Linked DNA regions of Mus musculus: all the other regions are linked to region 3. Evidence: chromatin loops called from intact Hi-C (ENCODE). Cell type or tissue: left cerebral cortex. All regions are shown on one strand. Region 1 has its middle 16 kb from the start of Ccr3. Region 2 holds the start of Ccr1l1 (chemokine (C-C motif) receptor 1-like 1). Region 3 overlaps Ccr5 (chemokine (C-C motif) receptor 5).

What was found. Hi-C counts contacts between places; a loop is a spot of excess contacts. Peaks named below come from ENCODE experiments on the same cell type or tissue, not always from the same donor. Only the 100,000 strongest peaks of a DNase experiment are listed, where the experiment ranks them.
Region 1: a loop joins it to region 3, with 2.2 times the contacts of the local background. A loop is called at or near these places in 9 of 42 quality-filtered maps.
Region 2: a loop joins it to region 3, with 4 times the contacts of the local background. A loop is called at or near these places in 9 of 42 quality-filtered maps.

The regions. Positions count from the first base shown.
Region 1 is chr9:124,034,001-124,042,000 of GRCm38, forward strand. No RefSeq gene overlaps it. Among named protein-coding and RNA genes, the nearest start is that of Ccr3, 16 kb to the left of the region's middle. In left cerebral cortex, no CTCF peak of the experiment used is centred here; a DNase peak (open chromatin) is centred at 3,944.
Region 2 is chr9:123,986,556-123,994,555 of GRCm38, forward strand. Ccr1l1 (chemokine (C-C motif) receptor 1-like 1) reads right to left here and starts at 160. Exons shown (of 2, transcript NM_007718.4): 1 at 49-160. In left cerebral cortex, no CTCF peak of the experiment used is centred here; a DNase peak (open chromatin) is centred at 4,990; H3K27ac peaks cover 1,436 bases.
Region 3 is chr9:124,123,686-124,131,685 of GRCm38, forward strand. Ccr5 (chemokine (C-C motif) receptor 5) reads left to right here. Exons shown (of 2, transcript NM_009917.5): 2 at 666-3,498. The coding sequence starts at 677. The coding sequence ends at 1,741. Among named protein-coding and RNA genes, the nearest start is that of Ccr5, 6.1 kb to the left of the region's middle. In left cerebral cortex, CTCF peaks have their summits at 3,933 and 4,877 (motif pointing left); DNase peaks (open chromatin) are centred at 2,914 and 4,885; H3K27ac peaks cover 256 bases.

The DNA of each region.
Region 1 (8,000 bases), 90 kb before region 3:
TTCTTGTATACAGAGCTCCTTCTAATACTCCTCCTTTTAAGCCATTCAATCCAGTATCTCAAAGTATATATTTTCCCATATTCCTGCTATCTTCTTGTAAACTCTCCTCAAATTGCCAAATTTGAGTATGTCAATTGTTTTCTGCAGGGAATCTTGGTGGCACAAAGGAGACAACATTAAGCATAGGAAGGAAATTGGTCATAAAAGAAAAAATATAAGTGTGAAGTTAAATGTTCAGGGAAGACTTCCTAGAGGGTCACATCTTAAAGTCAGGATGCTCAACCTTGTGGAAAACAGAGTATGCATTATGCAGAGGAAAGAAAGGAGTAGACAAGGAGAATTCAGAGAGAAATGGTTAGCATAAAACAGAGCAGATGAGCTAGTTGTCGGAGAGGTCTAGAAACAAGGGCAATCTCTGATAGTCTATTACCTTGTGGCCATGGGGTATGGCCCTGACTTATCACAAAGGCTGTGGCATCACTAGGCCTTCCAAATATCCAGGACCTGTTTGATTCAATGGTAATGATTCCATCTTGCTCTAAAGTAGGCCAATTAAAAGAATTGTTGTGGAGATCATGCAAGTCTCGTCCAAATGCTGGTCATACCAGCTGGGTATGAAAGACCAGGAGTTCCTTGAAGTAATCAGGATAGGGATAATATTTTTTTATTTATACTTTATTCTTTTATAGTTGATAAAATGATAAGAAGTTATCTCAAAGAGAAGTAATTGATTGGATGGCAAAAATAATACACAAATGTCTCATGAGATGATATGGAACATAAATGGATGTGTATTGTGGTAATTCAGGGTCAAGAAATTTCAGGAAGTGGCAGACAGCATTTGGGTGCTGATGGCAGAAGGACTTGTGAGTGGAGTCAACTCCGTGAGGCCCTTAAAGCAAATAGGCAGCTCTATAGCTATCTGGTCAAGTTCCATGTCTATCTAGAGGACTCTGAAAGAGAGTGAACACATAGAAAGGGAAGGAGCTACAACTTTCAACAGTTTAACAGATAAAGAAAATATCTTTTATATGCACAGTGGAGTTTACTTTGGTTAAAAAGTAGAATGGCATTTTATTATTTGCAGGAAAATGGATGGAGCACCATGTTAAGTAAAACATGTTTAAGGTAAACAAAAATCCCATGTTTTCTCTCACATGAAGAGTCTAGATTCAAATATAATATATTATATAAATATATATACATATAGAACATGAAAATAGTCTGGAAACTATGACAGGGAAGGAATAAGTTTAAAGGAAGGAGAAAGGGGAGAACAAGAGAAGGTAATGAAATAAAGACAAAATATTGCATGTTTTCTCTTACACAAAATATTGATTTTACACATACATACTCTCGCTGTGTGTCTTTCTGTGTCTCTGTCTCTCTCTGTCTCTCTGTCTCTGTCTCTGTCTCTCTTTCTCTCTCTCTCTCTCTCTCTCTCTCTGTGTGTGTGTGTGTGTGTGTGTGTGTGTGTGTGTGTGTGTCAAGAGCAGGATTACTGGGTGGATGGAGGACGAGGGAGGGCAGAGACCAGCAAAAGTGAGATGCAATGTTATATATGTATGATAGTCTCACAATCAAACCCATTCCTTTGTATTTTAGCTAAAAATAACATTAAAAAGATACAACTACAAATTTGAGAGCTACCTGGATGCCAGGTGTAATTTATAGTAATTGCAAAGGATGTAGGAGATCATTTGATTGGTCTCAGAGCTGTCGTTCTTGAGAGGCAAGTAACAGTTTTGATGGAACTTTACACTGTTTTAAACTGAATCTGACTTTGAGCTCACCTTATTTATTTTTCACCAGACTTCAAGTGTAGTGTGAAAATGGATGTCCTTACACTAGGTAACATTCCTACACTGGCTTTAGTATAGAGATTATTGTTAGGAGAGAAAGGATTAGGAGGGGGGTCTTTGAAAGACAATGTAGGAAATAATCCACTACTTTTTCCTGTGAGGAAAACAAAACATCAGTGTCTTGCTACAGACAAGAAAGACACAGGTACATTGATTCCCGCCATACTTCCAATTAATTGTCAAATGTGGCTGTTAAGGCAAGCACGTCAAAATAAGACAAAAGAACTGATCTGATGATTCTTATTCTTAGAGAACAGTGGATAGTGCAACTGGATCCAATGGTGACTTAACTGTATGCTTGTTTACATTGCTTTTCTTGATGCAGTAGATCATTATAGTTGTCTTTGCTGCATACATATTAATCTAAATGAGTGCTGGCAAACTTTCTTTCTAACATGTCAGACAGTAAACATTTCAGAATTTCAAGCCAGGCTGTTTCTGTTATTATTACTGAACTCTGTGATTATGATGAGAAAGAAACTGTAGATGAGGTATTAGTGAAGGGGGATGTACCCTCATAAAGGGCCCTATGAGGCTGGAGTTTGTTGACCTTTAATCAGGAAATTCTTTTAATCGTTTGTTTGTTTGTTTTGTTGAATTTTATGCATTGGGTATTTGTAGAAGGCCATCTGAAGAAGTAGCTTGCTTTGTACTACTGGGGCAGATTTTTCTTGTTTTTCTTTTCCTTTTCTTTTTTATCCTCCCTCCCTCCCTTCCTCCCTCCCTCCCTCCCTCCCTCCCTCCCTCTCTCCCTCTCTCCCTCTCTTCCTTCCTTCCTTCCTTCCTTCCTTCCTTCCTTCCTCCTCCTTCCCTCTCTCCCTCCCTTCCTCCCTCCCTCTCTTCCTTTCTCCTCTCTCTCTCCATTCCTTCCTTTCCATCTGTAATTTCACTGAATTCAGGGCCTTGTACATGCTATGCAATTTTTCTATTATCAGGCTACATCCACAGCGCTGGAGAGCATGTTGCTGTCTTGTGACAGGACTAAGATATTACTAGATGACTTGCTCCGTTCTGGTCTGCAGGGACCTCACTATCACAACTTCTACTGGGATACTGCAATGGGTCATACTGTCATCAGAACTGTACTGACTGAATTTGAGTAGTAGGAGTAACAAAAATCCTGAATGTGGTGATACATATCTGACAATGACAAATAAACCCAGAGGAAATACCAGCCTCCTGTTTTAGGGAAGAGCATAAAGTTTGATGATCTAGGGCCTTAGAAGACAATCTCTTCAAAGCTAAGGACTGGAGGAGGTGGAGATGGGATAGTACAGGTAATCTATGGCTGCATAACAATGTGTACGCAAACTAGCTTAAAACAACTGTACTTATTTGATTTCCTTTCCATTTTTGAGGGCTGCACCAGAGAAGGGCTATGAATGATAATCTATAAGAGGTGAACAAAGACAAAAAGCATGGCTCTTGGGGTAGGCAAGAAGGAGTCTATCCCCAGGCTGATCGTTCTTGTGAGCTGAGGATGGCAGGATACTGGGATCAAGATAAAGCTGGTATGAATGGTTTGTCATGGTGCCTTCATAAAGCTTTATGGATTTTATTCTGTGTGTACCATTTTCCTCTATGAGTCTGTGGTGTTCGACTGCTTATGGGACAAGTGGAACTGTGTCACCAGACAAAAACTTAGTAAGGTTGAGTGGATTAAGAAACCCCAGTACCCCTCATACCTAAGGATGGTAGGAGTTTCATCTACTCCTGACCAGGTCCCTGTCCTGGAACACATGACCATGACACCCCATGGAGAGGACTATAATAATCAGTCATATGGGGCAGCACTCAAAGCTCCTACACTTGCAGATGAGGCATCCCCAACATCTCAGACCAAGCCAATAGAAAGCATCTGCCTTTAGACCCCACCACAGAACAAAAAATATATAAGACCCTAAAGAATAAAGCATACACGATGTATTTCATCAAAGACCTTCTGAGAGTGTTTGTCATATAGAGCTGCAATACTTTGGGGAAGAGAAATTCTCTCCCTTGTCACTGGAACCTGCTCGAGCACCACAGTCACTTCCCACTCAGGGGCCCAGTCGTTGACCCCAGCTGTCTGCTGTGGTTGCAGAAGAGACTTGGCAGCTTGCCCAGATGGACTCCTCCTTCCCTTTTGAGAGCACAGCTCTTTAGCCGCTCTGACCAGGCCAGAGTCCCATAAATCTTCACATAGTGTCCAGTACACAGACAGATCAGCAACTGCTCCATTTTTTTGTTTTTTGTTTTTGTAAGGTAAGTCAGTTCATAATAAACAACTGGATGTTATGGTAATCTGGTAGCTCATACATAGTCAAACAGTTTCCCTGGAGTATAGTAACAACCCAAGAATTCTTTCTTGTAGAAGGGAGCAGAGCATTATTCCACCTGGAGGCATGCAATGGAATCTGAAGCTAGGATCTGGTATTGGACCCACGTCTTAACTATTGTGCAATATTGTCATTTTTAGAAGCATGTCCACTGGGAGATAAGAAAAAAAATTAGTGGTCATAAAATTAGGTGGTTTAAAATATTTGACTAAGAGGCTTAAAAATATTAAAAATAGTTTTGGCAAGAATGTTATCACAAAGCAATAGGAGGAGCAATTCAGAGGAAGTTTCCGGAAGTAGTCAAGGGTCTTTATAATGAACAGGCTCCAGATGCCTAGCAAGATAAATGAACATAGAGAAGGCTCCCTCAGAACTGATAAAAGTTGTTAAAAAAAAAAGGACAAAAATTAGGAGACATAAACAGAGGCATATTGTTGGATTTTCAACAGCACTTTGGATAGTAAAGGATGGTGTCCAGTCTGTGTTTCTGTTAGAGCCAAATTATTAGAAATTTTATGGACAGAATGTGGACAAATTTAGAAACGTAAGGATTTAAAATTTTACCTTTAGTTTACATTTTCTCCAGATGAGACAAAATACACACTTCAGCAGAACAGGGTTCTTTTTTGTTGTTGTTACTGTTGTTATTATTTTGTTTTTCCACACAGAAGCATGGCAAAGGGGCATCTAAGATCTCTGAGCAACCAGCCAGAGAAAACAAGAAACTGGGAATTTTGAGTATTTTGAAAGGTTATTATTTGGTCCATGACAGATTAAACTGAAGAAATTTAGAAAATCTGCAGCAAATATGAAAGTAGAAGCTAATTAAATGTGGGAAAAAGTTCACCATTAATGAACATGAAACAGTAAGTCAAAGGAGCTTGATATTTATGTAATTGCAATAGCGTGAACTAAACGTAGTGATTAACCAGAAACCGTCAAATAACAGTATTGAGAGGATGTGGGGAAGGGTAGGAAGTGTGATGAGTTTAACGCTAAGCTCGTAACTGGCAGGAAGTCAGTAAGTACTGGTTAAAATGAACTTCACTATCACCACATTTGGCAAGCACCATCTTATTCTAGAATAATCATTCTCCTATCTATGCATACAAAATTTTATATATAAATAAAACATAGGATTTATATTTTTCATAATTATTAAAGTCTTCTTTTAATTCTGTAAAGAATGTAGATTTATTATATGGCTTCACCTAAGTTGTTTAAATTTTTTATTTATTTCTTTGGTAATTGAAGACATAAACACATCCAGCAGCAATAAGTAAATATAAAACAATATTTTTCCTTGTGGCTTTATAAAATACTCTCAGTGTTCTTTGTCTCTCCTCCTTCTCTATTGACCTCCCTTTCTACTCGCAAGATGGATCCCTCTCTTCTTTATTTCATTTCCTACCTAATGTCATCTATATTTTTAAATTTCACTTCAACCCTTCTCTCTCTTCGCGTGTGCGTGTGCGTGTGTGTAATATAAATTAAGTCACATGGGCTTAAGAAATGAGCAACAATCATTTCTTGTTGCTCAGGGTACTCCAGGTAACCCAACTGACTTCCAAATCAAAATAGATCAGTGATAAATGTTTGCCTTGGTTGCCTTGCCTCTCAGTAATGCCGCTATTGTTTAAGACACTGCACACTTAAGACCAGTGGTGGCGCTCGCCTTTAATCCCAGCACCTGGGAGGCAGAGGCAGGTGGATTTCTGAGTTCGAGACCAGCTTGGTCTACAGAGTGAGTTCCAGGACAGCCAGGGCTACACAGAGAAACCCTGTCTCGAGGAAAAAAAAAAAAAAAGACCCTCAGTTCAAATGACTCAAGCTGGATTAGACCTGCAAACCTTTGGGGTTTCCTGAGGTCTAACTTCCATGGTTCCAGATAAAAGCAGTGGACAGAGAGGAGAGTGACTGCCTACAGGAGTGGGCAGGTGGAGAACAGTTGTCTTTTTTTTTCCTCTAATGTCTTTCTTTTCTTTCCTTCCTTCCTTCCTTCCTTCCTTCCTTCCTTCCTTCCTTCCTTCCTTCCTTCCTTCCTTCCTTCCTTCCTTCCTCTCTCTCTCTTTCTCTCTCTCTCCCTCCCTCTCTCTCTCTTTCTTTCAGATATTTTCTTTATTTACTTTCAAATATTATCCCCTTTCCAGGTCCCCTCCCCCTGAAACCTCTTATCCCTTCTCCCCTCCCTGTTTCTCTGAGGGTGTTCCCCCACCCACCCACCCCCTCCCACCTCCCTGCCCTCGAATCTCCCTAGACTGGGGCATCAAACCTTCACAGGACCAAGGGCCTCTCCTCCCACTGATGCTGGACAAGACCATTCTCTGCTACATATACAGCTGGAGCCATGGGTCCCTCCATGTGTACTTCTTGGTTGGTTGTTTAGTCCATGGGAGCTGGGGGTGGGGGCAGCTGGTTCATTGATATTATTGTTCTTCCTGTGGGATTGCAAACCCCTTCAGCTCCTTCAGGCCTTTCTCTAACTCCTCCATTGGGGAGCCCATTGGAGACCCCATGCTCAGTTCAATGTCTTAATTAAGCAGCATTAACATTTTTATAAAGATTAGCTTTAAAATGTTATGTTATCAGACCAGAGAAAGGGAAATAAAAGTAGGAGAGAATGATATTACAAGTGGAATTCTGTACTGTATACAGCACCCTGGAAGTTAAAAGACGAGCAAACTAGAACAAAGAACAAGCCCTGTTCAGTGTATTGGCCAAAGCACTATTAGGTTATTAAAACAATACTTAATTATAGGACAGTTCACTACACAGGTGAGACAAATACCGAATGGTCCAATTCTGGATGATCACAGCTCTCTGCTGTGATGAGATGGTTTGCTTGTATTTTACCTTTAATGTCATGTTTAAGACACAATCACTCCTCTACATTTCCTGTGGTCACTCTTTGGCAAGTAAACAGTGCTAAGGAGTCGCCGGTTTCCAGATGAGGTTGGTTGGGAGTTAGGTTTGGTGTTTCCTGTATCATCTGAGGTATGTGATCATGGTGAGGCTGTCACCAGGTTATTATACTTTATCACTTGTGATCATCACTTGTGATCATCAGCTAAGTTTGCAGCTTCTCTGTTCTTCAGCTCCTGGAATTAAAGATAGCATCATTTGTGAGGATGCAACCTTATTGGGCATTGCTTGAAGATTTCAGGGTATTTTTAGAGGTATTTTTGTACATGTTATGGAACCATGTCCAACTGCTGTCCTCTCCACTGGGATCCAGTAAGCCTCACACGGAGGAGGCTCAAAGATGCCCAGCCTAGATTCCTGCCTGTCCTAGGACTTCTCCACAACTCTTTTCACTCACAGAGCTGGCCTTGCTGCCTTTTCTTAGGAGTGGGCAAGAGCTTATGAAGAGATGTGTATTCTCCATCTATCCTCTAGGTTCTGAGAAGCATGTCATTGCTTTTTAGCAAATCTGGAAATATCTTACAAGGTGCATCTCTGGCCTGTTTTCCTTTCTGGCTTTCTATTTTAGATTTATTATTATTATTATTATTGCTATTATTATTATATGTAAGTACAGTGTAGCTATCTTTAGATATACCAGAAGAGGACATCAGATTCCATTACAGATGGTTGTAAGCCATGTGGTTGCTGGGATTTGAACTCAGGACCTTTGGAAGAGCAGTCAGTGCTCTTAACCACTGAGCCATCTCACCAGACCCCTTTCTGGCTTTAATTCCCTGCCCTTTACTTTTGCTATCTGAGGATTATAGACCCTGATGGATTCTGGGATAAGCCTCAATTGCATATGCCTTCTTGGGAACCCAACCCATTTCTTTTCTTTTCTTTTCCTTTCTTTCTT
Region 2 (8,000 bases), 140 kb before region 3:
GGTCCTTTGTACCCCAAGCTCAAGATTCAGACAGTCTAGTGTACGTACCTGAAAATTATCTGTGATATACCTGGATCCTGCTGTAGCTGGTGTCTGCTTCCCTTTATCTCAAGTATGTCACGTCTCTGAAGTGTGTGTGTCCTCCAGACATGAGCAATATGAATCAGACAAAGCCAGGAGCTAGTGTTAATCCAGGTGACGTTGTGGTTCAACAGTGTCATTGTCACCTGGGGGCTAGCTGGACATATGGGCTGCTGGGTCCAACCCCTCTCATGGGGAGGAGCTGTCTTAAGAATCTCACTAAGTGACCCTAAAAATTCCACCAGAGAACTCCTAAACCTGATAAACAGCTTCGGTGAAGTAGATGGATATAAAATTAACTCAAACAAGTCAATGGCCTTTCTCTACACAAAGAATAAACAGGCTGAGAAAGAAATTAGGGAAACAACACCCTGCTCAATAGTCACAAATAATATAAAATATCTCGGTGTGACTCTAACTAAGGAAGTGAAAGATCTGTATGACAAGAACTTCAAGTCCTTTAAGAAAGAAATTAAAGAAGATCTCAGAAGATGGAAAGATCTCCCATGCTCATGGATTGGCAGGATCAACATTGTAAAAATGGCTATCTTGCCAAAAGCAATCTACAGATTCAATGCAATCCCCATCAAAATTCCAACTCAATTCTTCAACGAATTAGAAGGAGCAATTTGCAAATTCATCTGGAATAACAAAAAACCTAGGATGGCAAAAACTCTTCTCAAGGATAAAAGAACCTCTGGTGGAATCACCATGCCTGACCTAAAGCTTTACTACAGAGCAATTGTGATAAAAACTGCATGGTACTGGTATAGAGACAGACAAGTAGACCAATGGAATAGAATTGAAGACCCAGAAATGAACCCACACACCTATGGTCACTTGATCTTTGACAAGGGAGCTAAAACCATCCAGTGGAAGAAAGACAGCATTTTCAACAAATGGTGCTGGCACAACTGGTTGTTATCATGTAGAAGATTGCGAATTGATCCATTCCTATCTCCTTGTACTAAGGTCAAATCTAAGTGGATCAAGGAACTTCACATAAAACCAGAGACACTGAAACTTATAGAGGAGAAAGTGGGGAAAAGCCTCGAAGATATGGGCACAGGGGAAAAATTCCTGAACAGAACAGCAATGGCTTGTGCTGTAAGATCGAGAATCGATAAATGGGACCTAATGAAACTCCAAAGTTTCTGCAAGGCAAAAGACACCGTCAATAAGACAAAAAGGCCACCAACAGATTGGGAAAGGATCTTTACCTATCCTAAATCAGATAGGGGACTAATATCCAACATATATAAAGAACTCAAGAAGGTGGACTCCAGAAAACCAAATAACCCCATTAAAAAATGGGGCTCAGAACTGAACAGAGAATTCTCACCTGAGGAATACCGAATGGCTGAGAAGCACCTGAAAAAATGTTCAACATCCTTAATCATCAGGGAAATGCAAATCAAAACAACCCTGAGATTCCACCTCACACCAGTCAGAATGGCTAAGATCAAAAATTCAGGTGACAGCAGATGCTGGCGTGGATGTGGAGAAAGATGAACACTCCTCCATTGTTGGTGGGATTGCAAGCTTGCACAACCACTCTGGAAATCAGTCTGGCGGTTCCTCAGAAAATTGGACATAGTACTACCGGAGGATCCAGCAATACCTCTCCTGGGCATATATCCAGAAGATGCCCCAACTGGTAAGAAGGACACATGCTCCACTATGTTCATAGCAGCCTTATTTATAATAGCCAGAAGCTGGAAAGAACCCAGATGCTCCTCAACAGAGGAATGGATACAGAAAATGTGGTGCATCTACACAATGGAGTACTACTCAGCTATTAAAAAGAATGAATTTATGAAATTCTTAGCCAAATGGATAGACCTGGAGGGCATCATCCTGAGTGAGGTAACCCAATCACAAAAGAACTCACACAATATGTACTCACTGATAAGTGGATATTAGTCCAAAACCTACGATACCCAAGATATAAGATACAATTTCCTAAACACATGAAACTCAAGAAAAATGAAGACTGAAGTGTGGACACTATGCCCCTCCTTAGAATTGGGAACAAAACACCCATGGAAGGAGTTACAAAGTTTGGAGCTGAAACGAAAGGATGGACCATGTAGAGACTGCCTTATCCAGGGATATACCCCATAATAAGCTTCCAAACGCTGACACCATTGCATACACTAGCAAGATTTTATTGAAAGGACCCAGATGTAGCTGTCTCTTGTGAGACTATGCCGGGGCCTAGCAAACACAGAAGTGGATGCTCACAGTCAGCTAATGGATGGATCACAGGGCCCCCAATGGAGGAGCTAGAGAAAGTAGCCAAGGAGCTAAAGGGATCTGCAACCCTATAGGTGGAACAACATTATGAACTAACCAGTACCCCGGAGCTCTTGACTCTAGCTGCATATGTATCAAAAGATGGCCTAGTCGGCCATCACTGGAAAGAGAGGCCCATTGGACACTCAAACTTTATATGCCCCGGTACAGGGCCAAAAAGTGGGAGTGGGTGGGTAGGGGAGTGGGGGTGGGTGGGTATGGGGGACTTTTGGTATAGCATTGGAAATGTAAATGAGCTAAATACCTAATAAAAAACGGAAAAGAAAAAAAAAAGAATCTCACTAAGTGCTTTGTTTTATGCTAGACATTGAGAACCTCATCAGACTTTTGCTCTTGAGTGATGCCAGTCAGAAACACAGACTGTCCTATAGGCTACTGAATGGAAGTTTGCACTTTCACCTGATTCCCTGTGGACTGGTCTACACACTGCTGTGCGAATGTATCATGGTCTAGTGAGACATAAGTCTGCATAGAGTTCAAGAGTCACCTAGGAGAGATGGCTGGAGTCAAAAATCACATTGTAAAGATGTATTTGCTCAGGGTCTAGTAAGACATGCTGGGGTCAGTCAGATGATCTGGGGGTAGGAGATGGCCACAGACTCTGAATAGGGTATCAGGTATAGCCAAGTATGAGTGTTTATTAATAATTTATTATTGGGTGGGATACCTAAGGATGGGCCCACTATGCTGTCCAGATAGATAGCCACTTCTAGGGCCTATTCTGAGAATTACTAGGGGCCACTGGAGTCCTGGAGTCAGTTCTGACTCCTGAGTAGTGTGTGTGTGTGTGTGGGGGGGGGGGGCGGGGGTTCATGCATGCAGGAAATGGCACGCCTCCCTTTTGCTGGCGAAAGTGGAACTAAAGTTTCCTGCCTCAGGGGATATTTGATTATATCTATGATGCAGTGGGTATATACTTTGTTCCAAAAATTATATTTATAGGAATTTATCTCCTTTTGTTTGTTTGTTTCTCAAGACAGGCTTTCCCTGTGTAACACCCTGGCTGTCCTGCAAGTTACTCAGCAGATCAGGTTAGACTCAAGCTCACAGAGATCTGTGTGCCTCTGCCTGTGCTGGAATCAAATGCTTGTACCACAACCACCTAGCTTCTAGGGATCTAGCTTACAAATTACAGGTTATAAGGAAGTGATGTTTGCTGGCAGTGTGTAAGCGTTGGGTAATTTTACTGGAAACACTATACAACCTTATATCCAGACGCAAAATAAAATAAAAGGCTAGAAGAGTATACAAACACAGTGGGATTCTTCAGTGGGTTTCTGTGTATGTTCCCTCCTTGAGGTATTTCTGGTATCTCTGGAAGAAAAGTCAGTAAACTGCTAATACTTATGGTTTTTGATGAGTAGAATCTAGTACCTGGGAAAGAGAGAGATAAATAATTATTATTTTGTACTATTTGCTTCTGGAAACAAGTTAACTATTACCTAACTCCAGTTCTTAAAATGTGTTCAAAGGATCCTTGGGGGTTCTCAAAACCAAAGCACCCCAGTTTCCTTCCTATTCCAATTATGCATCTGTATAAAATTAGTTTTTATTCATGAACTTCAGCCAAATCAACATCATAAGAGATCTACTGGAGAAGCAGCAGTGAGAAGCCAGTTGACTTCTACTGTGCCAAGCAGTGTAGAATTTGCAAAAATGCAATTTCTAATTTGCAATGCCATTCTGTTCACTAAAAGTCTTTTATTTTGTGAAATATAATTATTGTCACTTCTGTTACATGTAAGTTTTTGTATTATTTTAAGAGAATTAATATTTTTTCTGACCCTCATTTTTCTCATCTATGACTATTAACAAAATAACCCACAGGCTGGAGATATGGCTCAGCAGTTAAGAGCACTTGTTCTTGCAGAGGACCCAGCGTTAATTCCCCACACCCATATGGTGGCTCATAACTGCCTGTAACTTTACTTTCAAGCTTCTGTGGACTGTTGCATGCATGTGAGCCACAAAATCTCATGTATATGCTCATAATACACATAAAAATAAATTAATAAATTAAAGAAAATAACTCGTATAAAGCACTTAGCATGCACTTTAAATAAAACCCAAATCTAAATCTTGAGGTACCTTTGTCAGTCTTTGGTGGTATTAAGTTGACAGTTTGATATTGGCCAAAGAGTGTACCAAGGTGGCTGGAAGTAAATAAATGGTATTGAGGAGATGACTTAGTGGGTAAGAGCACCTAGATTCTCTGAAACAAGAGGATTTCTGGCTGTTATCCTTGCTTCAGGTTAAATGAGAGAACCAGACTCAAGAGAATAGGCAGAGAGTGAAAAAGCAAGATACCCACATCATTATCTGACCTCTGTGTACACAAGTGCCTTTACTTTCTCTCTCTCTCTCTCTCTCTCTCTCTCTCTCTCTCTCTCTCTCTCTCTCTCTCTCTCTCTCTCTGTTCTTTCTTTTTTGGCCCTCCTAGAGAAAGCCAGTCTTACACTGATTGCAGTACACTCCTACAGAATTCCTCCAGGTACTGCCTATGCCTATGACTAACTCAAGAGTTCTTACAGATGCCAGCCATATGGCTGTGGGTAGTTTTCTTTATCACTTTCTTGAGTCTCATTTTTCCTACAGGGACCATGATAGTTCCTCCTTAGATTTGTTGGGGAAATTAAATGTAGTTTAATACATATGCCTTGCACATAAAGGTGTTCACTGAATGGGAGTTATGCATCTGTTTGTTTCCTCACCCAAAGCCTCAGTGAAACCTGTAAGTATCTGATAAGTGCCTTCTATGTGAAAGCAGCCAAGAAATTCGCATGCTGAAAAGAGGAAGGAGAGAGTATCTCAAGGAAGTGCTCTAGAAATATCTCCTCTTTTTCAGTTCAAGTTAACACTTTGTGGTGCTTCATGCCAAGCTTTAAAACTCTTGATTCTATACTGATCCTTGTACTAGCTAATATGCCATACTTTGGTATATCATGTCATCTGCATTATGTCTTTCTTTCCCAATGTATTATAAACTTCTTTCCATTTGGGCCTATTCCTAATCCTTTATCATGCATTTTCTATAATTCCCAGCATGGAGCAGAATGTATGTATGAAAAAGAGAGAAAGGATGAATGTGTAGGTGAGACAGAGAAAGACAGGGAGAGGCAGAGGGGGAGGGAGAGGGAGGAGAGGGAGAGGGAGAGGGAGGAGAGGGAGGAGAGGGAGGAGAGGGAGGAGAGGGAGGAGAGGGAGGAGAGGGAGGAGAGGGAGGAGAGGGAGGAGAGGGAGGAGAGGGAGGAGAGGGAGGAGAGGGAGGAGAGGGAGGAGAGGGAGGAGAGGGAGGAGAGGGAGGAGAGGGAGGAGAGGGAGAGGGAGAGGGAGAGGGAGAGGGAGAGGGAGAGGGAGAGGGAGAGGGAGAGAGAAGGAGAGGGAGAGGGAGAGGGAGAGGGAGAGGGAGAGAAACTGTAGGAGGAGGAGGGCAGGAACTGAAGTTGATACCTAGAAGGAATGGTGCTTACTAGCTTATTCCCCATGGCTTACTTAGCCTGTTTTCTTATACAACCCAAGATAATCTGCCCAGAGGTAGTATTGTGCACAGTGAGTTGGGCCCTCCCACATCCATTATTAAGACAATACTCCACAGATTGGTCTTCAAGTCAAACTTTTGGAGGTATTGTTTTTTGGTGTTTTTTTGTTTTTTTTTTGTTTTTAATTAAGATTCTCTTTTCTCAGATATGTCTAGGTTTCTGTTAACAAAATTAACCAGCACAAAAACATTCTTCTGAGAAAGAAAGGATACTTTAATCCTTTTATACACTTGGCTGGTTGGCCAGGGCAATGTGCTGAGCCTGAGGCACAGGCAGATGGTGGATGACTTGAGTAAGGTTCAGACCCTTAACAGTAGAGGTATTTTCAAATAAAATCACATTATGTTCTGTGAATTTTGATGTGAGCAAACAGCTGATACCCAGATTGGGCTCTGAAGATGGACCAAAGAAATTATTCTGTTTCCATTCTACTCTAGAGGACCAGAGAGTTGACTGGGTTACTGACTTACAGGAGCGTGGGTAGCTCTTAGGAAGCCACACATCAAAATCCTTTCTTAGCATGGGTGATAACTCACAAAACTTTCTTCCTAGAGTTTTCTTCACACTTAGCCAACAGGCTGGTCAGAGAGTGTTTTCTTCCCAGAAATTGTCACCATGTACTTAAGCCTGAGGAGGGCCCAGTGAAGCGTTTAACTTTTGAGAGATTCCTGAGATTGTAAGTTTTATTTTCTCTCTAAGTTTTATGAACCTCTCTCAAGGAAAGTGTTTCAGTTTGGAGGAAATAGCTAAACAACAGATCAGCACCAGGTTAGATGGGATTAGGAGTATCAAGGACTGGTGTGTCTATGGCCAGGAATAGGTCAAAGATATCTTTTCTGACAAAAGATTTATATAGAAAATATACTAAATCTTCTACAAGACAGTAAAGAAATCTTCAGATACTGTAAAGTTTTTTAATAAGCAAAAGTTTTGATTAGGTTCTACATAAAATTGTATATTCAGGGCTGGTGAGATGGCTCAGTGGGTAAGAGCACCCGACTGCTCTTCCGAAGGTCTGAAGTTCAAATCCCAGCAACCACATGGTGGCTCACAACCACCCGTAATGAGATCTGATGCCCTCTTCTGGTGTGTCTGAAGATAGCTACAGTGTACTTACATATAATAAATAAATAAATAAATAAATAAATCTTTTAAAAAAATTGTATATTCAAATAACCAATGTGTATATGAATAGTACTCAAAATATCATTAGTCATCCAAGAAATACAAAATTAAAATTACATTGAGAAGGTAGTGTGTACCCTGAGAAAGCCCAAGATAGGCTCAAAAATATTTTAATAACTTTATTTACAAAGTCTTGAACTAATGTGCAAAACTAATAATAAAACCACACAAAAGCAAACCCTTATAGTAGACAATATGAAGTGCTGATAAATTTTTGGAGCAACCAGAACTCTTACACATTGTTGGTACATGTATAAATTGATAGAACTACTTAGATAATTGCAAAGCTAAATACATGCCATTTCCATGACCAGGAAAATCTACTCAAGGTAAACAGATGCATACAAACCCAAGATAGGCTCAAAAATATTTTAATAACTTTATTTACAAAGTCTTGAACTAGAAATGTCAAATTCCTATTGCTGTGGCTTGGATATGATTCAGATGTGCCTCTCTTCCATAGTTCTACTTGCTGAAATATAATCTTTATTGTGAGGAATTACTAGAGTAGTAGCAATATGGGTATAATATTTAGAATTGAGGTCATTGGGTGGTTATTAAGAATAGTTAAAAAAATTAAGAAGACCTAATAATTGAATAGTGACTTAGTAAGAGGAAGAGAGGCCAAAAAAGACATAGCTGCAAAAGCACTTTCAAGTGTGAAACCAAACAGGAGCCACATTGTTGTTAAGGAGCCATAATGTTATACATTGCTATTATGCTTCCACACCTTACAAGAATTCGTTTCTATTTCCTAAACCTACTGTATCATGCAAATCATGCACATGGCTGAACTTGTAACCCCATGAAGTGTGCCCACCCCATTGCCTTGCTAAGCTCCTGACACCTGTGCTGACTCCCCTTCCCCAGGATGGATTC
Region 3 (8,000 bases):
AGAGAGAGAGAGAGAGAAGGAAGGAGAAAGAGAGAGAGAGAGAGAGAGAGAAGGAAGGAGAGAGAGAGAGAGAGAGAGAGAGAGAGAGAGAGAGAGAGAGAGAGAGACATCTTATTAGTTACCAAGGAGTGACAAGCAACATATGTCAGTTAAGGTTTCATACTGCCCAAATTCAAAGTAAGTTACTTCCTGGTAGTGTGGTTTTTATATTAACATTCATTTTCTCTATACTTGGGGAGTGTTTTATCCAGAAAAACATAAACAGTATATTTCTTGCCTCAAGCAGTTAACTCAAGCGTTTAGCAAATGCATATGTCATACCATAGAACAGTAATTAGCACCCACTACTCATTCTTTCTGGCATTTGTGTGAACTCTAGGATTTATGGATAAATGCCTAGAAGCAGCATCTTCTATAGAGATCTTAAGCCCATGAATTAGAGAGGACCTGACTCAGTTTCACAGATTAATTCACCCCACATTGATATGGAAAGCAACATTTTATTTGATCAAATGCATCTTTGGTGAATTTCAAGCCATCTGATGATGGGAAAATTAAATGTAGAAGTCTATGCCTCAAAGACCCACTAAGTTATAAAACAATAATTGTGGTAGGCCAACAATTGCTTTAACCTTTATTAAGCATTGTCTTTTATTTATTCATAGGCTCTTGCAGGATGGATTTTCAAGGGTCAGTTCCGACCTATAGCTATGACATCGATTATGGTATGTCAGCACCCTGCCAAAAAATCAATGTGAAACAAATTGCGGCTCAGCTCCTGCCCCCACTCTACTCCCTGGTATTCATCTTTGGTTTTGTGGGTAACATGATGGTCTTCCTCATCTTGATAAGCTGCAAAAAGCTGAAGAGCGTGACTGATATCTACCTGCTCAACCTGGCCATCTCTGACCTGCTCTTCCTGCTCACACTACCATTCTGGGCTCACTATGCTGCAAATGAGTGGGTCTTTGGGAACATAATGTGTAAAGTATTCACAGGGCTCTATCACATTGGTTATTTTGGTGGAATCTTCTTCATTATCCTCCTGACAATTGATAGGTACTTGGCTATTGTCCATGCTGTGTTTGCTTTAAAAGTCAGAACGGTCAACTTTGGGGTGATAACAAGTGTAGTCACTTGGGCGGTGGCTGTGTTTGCCTCTCTCCCAGAAATAATCTTTACCAGATCTCAGAAAGAAGGTTTTCATTATACATGCAGTCCTCATTTTCCACACACTCAGTATCATTTCTGGAAGAGTTTCCAAACATTAAAGATGGTCATCTTGAGCCTGATCCTGCCTCTACTTGTCATGGTCATCTGCTACTCAGGAATTCTCCACACCCTGTTTCGCTGTAGGAATGAGAAGAAGAGGCACAGGGCTGTGAGGCTCATCTTTGCCATCATGATTGTCTACTTTCTCTTCTGGACTCCCTACAACATTGTCCTCCTCCTGACCACCTTCCAGGAATTCTTTGGACTGAATAACTGCAGTAGTTCTAATAGACTAGACCAGGCCATGCAGGCAACAGAGACTCTTGGAATGACACACTGCTGCCTAAACCCTGTCATCTATGCCTTTGTTGGAGAGAAGTTCCGGAGTTATCTCTCAGTGTTCTTCCGAAAACACATGGTCAAACGCTTTTGCAAACGGTGTTCAATTTTCCAGCAAGACAATCCTGATCGTGCAAGCTCAGTCTATACCCGATCCACAGGAGAACATGAAGTTTCTACTGGTTTATGACCTGGTTGACTTTTGTGTATCACGTAGTTTTTCTATGCAGCTTGGGAGTAGGAATGGTTCTTTTAAAAAAAGAAATTAGTATCATAGAGGGCCCAAGATACATGCATCTTTTTGATATTTATTTTTAGATAGATTGGGTCTTTTAAAACTGAATGGGGAGGTTGGGGTGGAGGAGCAGGGAGAACGAGTCTTTTATCAGGGCCGGGAAATATGCACAAAGAGACTTGAGGCAGGTGCCATGACCCATATGCAAAGGGACGGACACAGGGCCGATGCTGTGGCCTAGAGATGACGTGTCTCACCGCTGGGTTCCTGAAAGGCGGCTGTAAATATGCCTGATTGCCATAAAGTCGCTTCTTGCTGTCTATGGATGTGCCTGACTGCCAACAGGGAAGAACCACTTCTGCCTATAAAACGTAGAGTCAGCAGAACTTGGGGTAAATCGGAGTTAGAGGTGCATAAGAACCCCTAGGCTTAGTTAGGTTGAAATACCCATTGAGGAAACAGCAAATACAAAGGAAGAATAAAGAGTTTAGCCGGGAAGGTAGTCTCATTTTACAGCCGGAATATAATGTTATCTCAGGCTAGCATTTTGTTCCTGCCTTCAGACCTAAATCCTACCACACCGGGACTGTGAAACACCTGGATTATGAATCATGAGCCTGAGGTCTAGGAATAATAATAACGTTTGTGATTTTAGATGAGGGCTGTTTCCATAGTTTGAAGCCAGAACTTTATCATCTTGAGCAGAAGCTCCAAGAGATGAGGAAAGAGCACCAATTTTTCTCTAATTTACTTAGCAGTCATCATCTCTGGAAGATTCATTTTAGAAACAAGTTGTTGTGCCCCTCAGAAGCCATGAGAGTATAACGACTGCTCTCTGTGTTCCAGGCTGAGTATGAGGACTTCAGTCACACTTTCCAGATGGCTTCTCCACACAAACAATGCTAAGTTTGGCCATTTCAGAGGTTTAGGATTTTTTGTTGTTTTTGCAGTTGATATTTTGAATTTTAGAGCAGTTGAGATCTTCCTAGTGAAGGCTAGAGGAGGAAAGAAAGGGGTTAGAATCTCTCAGGAGATTAAAGTTTCTGCCTAACAAGAGGTGTTACTGGTTTTTCTCAAGCTCCGATTGTGAAACCAGAGGCCTGGGACTGTCAGCAGGAAGTGAGCATTTGCTTTTTTCTTCCTTGTGATCCACATTCCTCCCCCACTCTGTTGCTCAGACTGGCGTCAAGCTCACGATCCTCCTGCTTACATCTCAAGTTCTGAGATTACAAGTATATGTGAACATATCCAGCGGTTATTTTATTCATTAGCATATAGAAAGTTATACGTTCTTTGAAGATAATGAGTCTTATAAAAAGTGCTTTGTAAAAAAAATTGCATTTTATACTTTCAATCAAGTGTACATTTAGTGAGTAGTACGTAAAATTATGAGAGTATTTTGTAAGTAGTTGTTTTGGAGAACGCCCCCAATAATACTTGTTTAAATATAGCGTTCTTGGATTAAGTGGGTGGTGGTGATGATAATATTTCCTTGAAAGTATTTTTAGCCGTTAACTTTCTTCCTTAAACAATTTTTCATAATAATTTGTTCTTAAAGATGTTATGTCCAAGCATGCAGTTTCGGAGCAGTGTTGCTTTGAAAGAGTGTAAATTTTAAATTGTGCTTACTCTCAATCAAAAGAGTTTTAACATATTTACGAATTTATTTCAGAAGTCAAGAATCTGGTTGAAAATAAAGATATGCAACTTTATGGTCTGGTATTTGAGTGGGAGTCAGAGAGGGTGAGGCCTTTCTCTCTCTCTCTCTCTCTCTCTCTCTCTCTCTCTCTCAAGTGTGTTAATAATTTCAGTAATGGAAATTCTATAACACTGGGATTTCTGTGCACATGTTTCTTGTCCAGAGAGAGGATAGATCCTCCAAGGAGAGTCTGGAACAATGCTGATTTTCAGTCTGCTACAGCCCCAGCTTCCAAAGAGGGTGTGCAAAGATGTTCGGGCTATTAATGCTCCTAATGAAAGAGACAAACGAGCAGGAAGTAAAATGGGCTCTGAGTGGTTTAGTAACTTCTCACCAGATTCAAAGGGTTGCTTTTCATCTCTTAGATTTGAAGGTAGAAAGTGTTAAAGAAGAGTGGAAGGCAGCTGGGCTTAGGAGAAAGGAGTCAGGGGAAGGGAGCCCTCTATCTGCTATGATAAAGCCAGCTTTTGTGGGGATGAGGGAAAGTGTGTTAATAACTTATCTTGTGGCTGTGACAAAATATCTGACAAAGGCAGCTTAAAGAAGAAAGTTTTACGGTTGTTGGTAGTTTGATGGAATACATTCTACCGTGGTGTGTTAGGAGTGTGAGCTTGGTGGTAATGTCACATCTACATCCAGGAAGCAAAGAATTGAATGCTGGTGTCAGCTCTCTTTCTCCTCTTTATTCAGTCCAATTCCCCAGTCCATAAAATGGTGTTGTTCATATTCAGGGTGGGTCTTCTCTCCTTGGCTAATCCTTTGTGGAAACATCCTCATAGGTACAGACAGAAATGTTTATCCTAGGTAGTTCTAAATCCAGTAAAGCAATCAATCAATACTAACCACTACAAAAGCTCTCTCTCTCTCTCTCTCTCCCTCTCTCTCTCTCTCTTTCTCTCTCTCCCTTTTTTTATGGCTGATGTACACACTCCTTCTTACCTTGCCATATGTTAGATGAATTTACAAAGAAAAACCACTTGAGGTATTGTATAACTATGTATATATTTTCTTTCATAATTTAAAAAATACTTTAATGTTCCATTTGGCTCCATATTGTTACTTTTTCGATGAATTATAATTTCTGTGTTATTATAATTCTGTAATACCTCAAGAGCTTATTTTGTTTTAAAAATAGGGGATTTTGTTTGTCTATTTTGAGAGTTTCTTCTGTAGTCCAGGCTGCCCTGGAACTTCCTCTGTAGATCAGGCTGGCCTCAAATATGAAATATGCCCGCCTCTGCTTCCAAATTGCTTGGATTAAAGGTGTGCACTACCATTACCTGGCTCAAAGATGAGTTTTAAAGCATACATAGTGAAAAATAACCCCTTTTCCTGATTGAGCCAAGCTATCAAAACTGCAAATAACCTAGGCTATATTGATTCTATACTGCCCTCCAGTGGCCAACTAGCAAATAACAAAGATGTTTGGCAACCAGCATGGACCACATCATACAAATAAGGAGTATGGCTTCACTGAATTTTTTACTGTTTGTGTCTTTAATTCCAGTGTGGACAGAGGCATATCCAGAGCAGCTCAGGGTATTTGACACACAGCTCTTTCTCACTGCTTCTGAAGAACAGGAAGAGCCCCAGTTGAGGATACAAGTTGACACTTTGAAATAATGGTTTCAGGTGGATCTGCAGAATGCTGGAGCCCAGACCTTGAAAAGGCTCGGGAAATTACTTATAAACAGGTATTTTCACATGCATGAAGTGCCCCAGACTCTCCTTGCATTTCACTCTAACCCTGCATATCCCAAGTGTTTGCAGTGTTCCAATATAGTTGAAAGGCAGGTGGCTTTCTTTGATTCTTTTTATTCTCTTTTCTTCATTACCATTATTATTCCATCCACACGGATGAAACATTCTTACAAAACTATACACCTTTAAAATGGAAAAGCTGTTGAGGATCACTCAGTCCAGGTGCCTCTCTCTGTAGGTGAAAAGCAGAGTCTACTCCACACTCTCAAAGAGGGTTTCAGAGGACTCAAGAATTAGCAAGTTTTGACAGTGTTTTCCAATCTCAGTGTGCAGTCGGTGATAAGCCATTGAACGAGTGGGTGGGGAGAGGGTCTGATACCACTTACAATCATGCCTAGATAAATTCAGGAGATGAGTTTACAATTAATGAAGGCTACATTCTAGTCCTGGCTTCATCTTAGCTACACTTTGAAATGACACGGGAAGTTGACACCAAGTCTCACTACAATTCTACACTGAACAACTCTCTTTAATCAACCCACATGTACCTGTGTTTCTAACTCTTAGGAATTCCCCAGGTGGTTCTCAAAATAGCCAAGTTTGAGACACTGGTAGTGAAAACTGGGTTGAAGTCTGTCATACTGGATATGATGTTTGGAATCTGAGCTTTGTCACACAGTGTGAGGGTTTGGAGAATGAAGAAGATCATGACCTGGTCAGGCAAGGTTAATTCGGAAAAAGTTGAAAAGTTAGCATTCAGAGAGTAACTTTTAGATGGCCTGGCACCTAATTTAAATGTGTGCACATATATGCATGAAACAAAGCTTGGCTTGCATTAGTTACTTTTGTGTCTCTGTGACCATAGTACTCAGCTAAAACAACTGAAGGAAAGAGTTTACTTTGGCTCATAGCTTTAGTTCATTATGGGGAAGTCATAGCATTGTATCAAAGTACATGGGTATGTATACCAGAGACTGTTCATGTTACAGACGTCCAGAAAGCAGAGTCCAGAAGCAGGGGCAAGCTATAACTTTCAAAGGATCATCCCTAGTGCCTTCAAGCCAGCCAGACTTCACCTCCTAAAGAATCTATGGGCTTACCAATAGTGCCAGTCTGGACATATTTTGCTATACACAAAACATGACCCTGTGAGGGATATTTCTGAAAGACAGATATAAGTTGCTCTTTTTGTTTTGAGTCAAGACAACATCCCCTCTTGAAACTAAGTATCACTGAACATAATGCAGCTAAGTTTAAAAATAAAAACATCGTGGAAATGCTTCAGGATAGTCTATATTTACCAGAAAATTCTACCAGGATTTTTCTACTTACATTTATTTCCATTATCTTAGATTACTCAAAAAATATCCTATAAAGAAGTTATAATGTTTTCTCAATATATAATCAAATCAATCATCTGTTAATGGGACAGCTCAGTCTTTCCTGCATGGTAAAAACCAAACTCTGGGATGAGAAGGTAAGAACTTAAAATTCATATTGGCCTGAATATCATGTTGAAGCAGTGGGAGCTTAGGAAGTAATCTGAGTTCTTATAGCCTTTTGTTCCTTTTGGTAATTTGAAGACTACTAATATCAGCAGACAGGGATGTTTTGGATAGAAAATATCTATACTAGGCTGCACAATAGAATTTTCCTAACATCATGCTTTCTTTCTATATCTTCTAATATGGTAGCATATTACATGAATGTAGAATGTGGCTAATGTGGGTTATATATTATTTTTAATTTTAATGTGGCCAGGATTATTATATTGAATATTCCAAGTCTGGTGTGCATAAAATAGTATAGTTTGACTTGTGTTTAGTCATTACAGTATTGAGCTAACTATGAAAGCATACTATTTTTAAGCCTTGACTTTTTTCTCTGTAATTGAGTATAATAATATCTATCTATCTATCTCATAGTTTTGATTAGAGGGTAACTAAGATATTGCATGATAAGACCTTAAGATAGTGTCACCTAGTTCACAGACATCCTTGTAAATATTTGCTATTGTAAAAATTTTCTGAGAATGTCTATTTTTTTTTATCTTGAAGCAAATAAGGCACATAAGACACTAAATGACTCTGTGTAAACTGACTTATGGTGTAGCTCAATGAGATCATTAGCCTTTAGAGTGAGGTTTCAATCATCTACCAGTTATAACCATGCAAGGACATACACTTTAGAATCTAATATTAGTATCCAATTCAATAACTTTCAGGCATACTCAAGATATGTAGAATTTATTGTTTTTGTTCTGTGCTCCCTAATTTTATTTCTTCCTTATTTAACCCACTGTTGATTCTCCTAGAGTAGTTATTCTCAATGAGAGGATGGTAATACCCTCAGGGGGTATCCAGAAATTTCTAGAGACATTTTGGTAGCTGAACTGAGAGACTTGTTACTAATAGGATCTCACAGATGAAGTCAAGGATGCTATTTAACATTCTACAATATACACCATAATTCATTTTGTAAAAGTTTTTATCATTCTGACAAAGTGCATGAGCAAAACAACTTTAAGGAGGAAAGATTTATTTTGGTTCAGAGATTCAGAAGTTAGTCCATCATGGCAGAAAGATAGTGTTAGAGCAGAACAGCTAACATCATGGTGCTCGGAAAACAGAGAAAAATTGGCTACTTTGGTTGTTTTTCTCTTTTCCCCCTTTTATTCTATCTAGGCTTTTAACCTGTAAATGGTGCTACTACTTTCAGGACAGATCTTCCCCCTTTAGATAAGTCTCTCTATAAACACCTTCACAGACTTACCTAGAGAAGAGCTTTATTGTGTTCTTCTAGGTACTTCTCAAT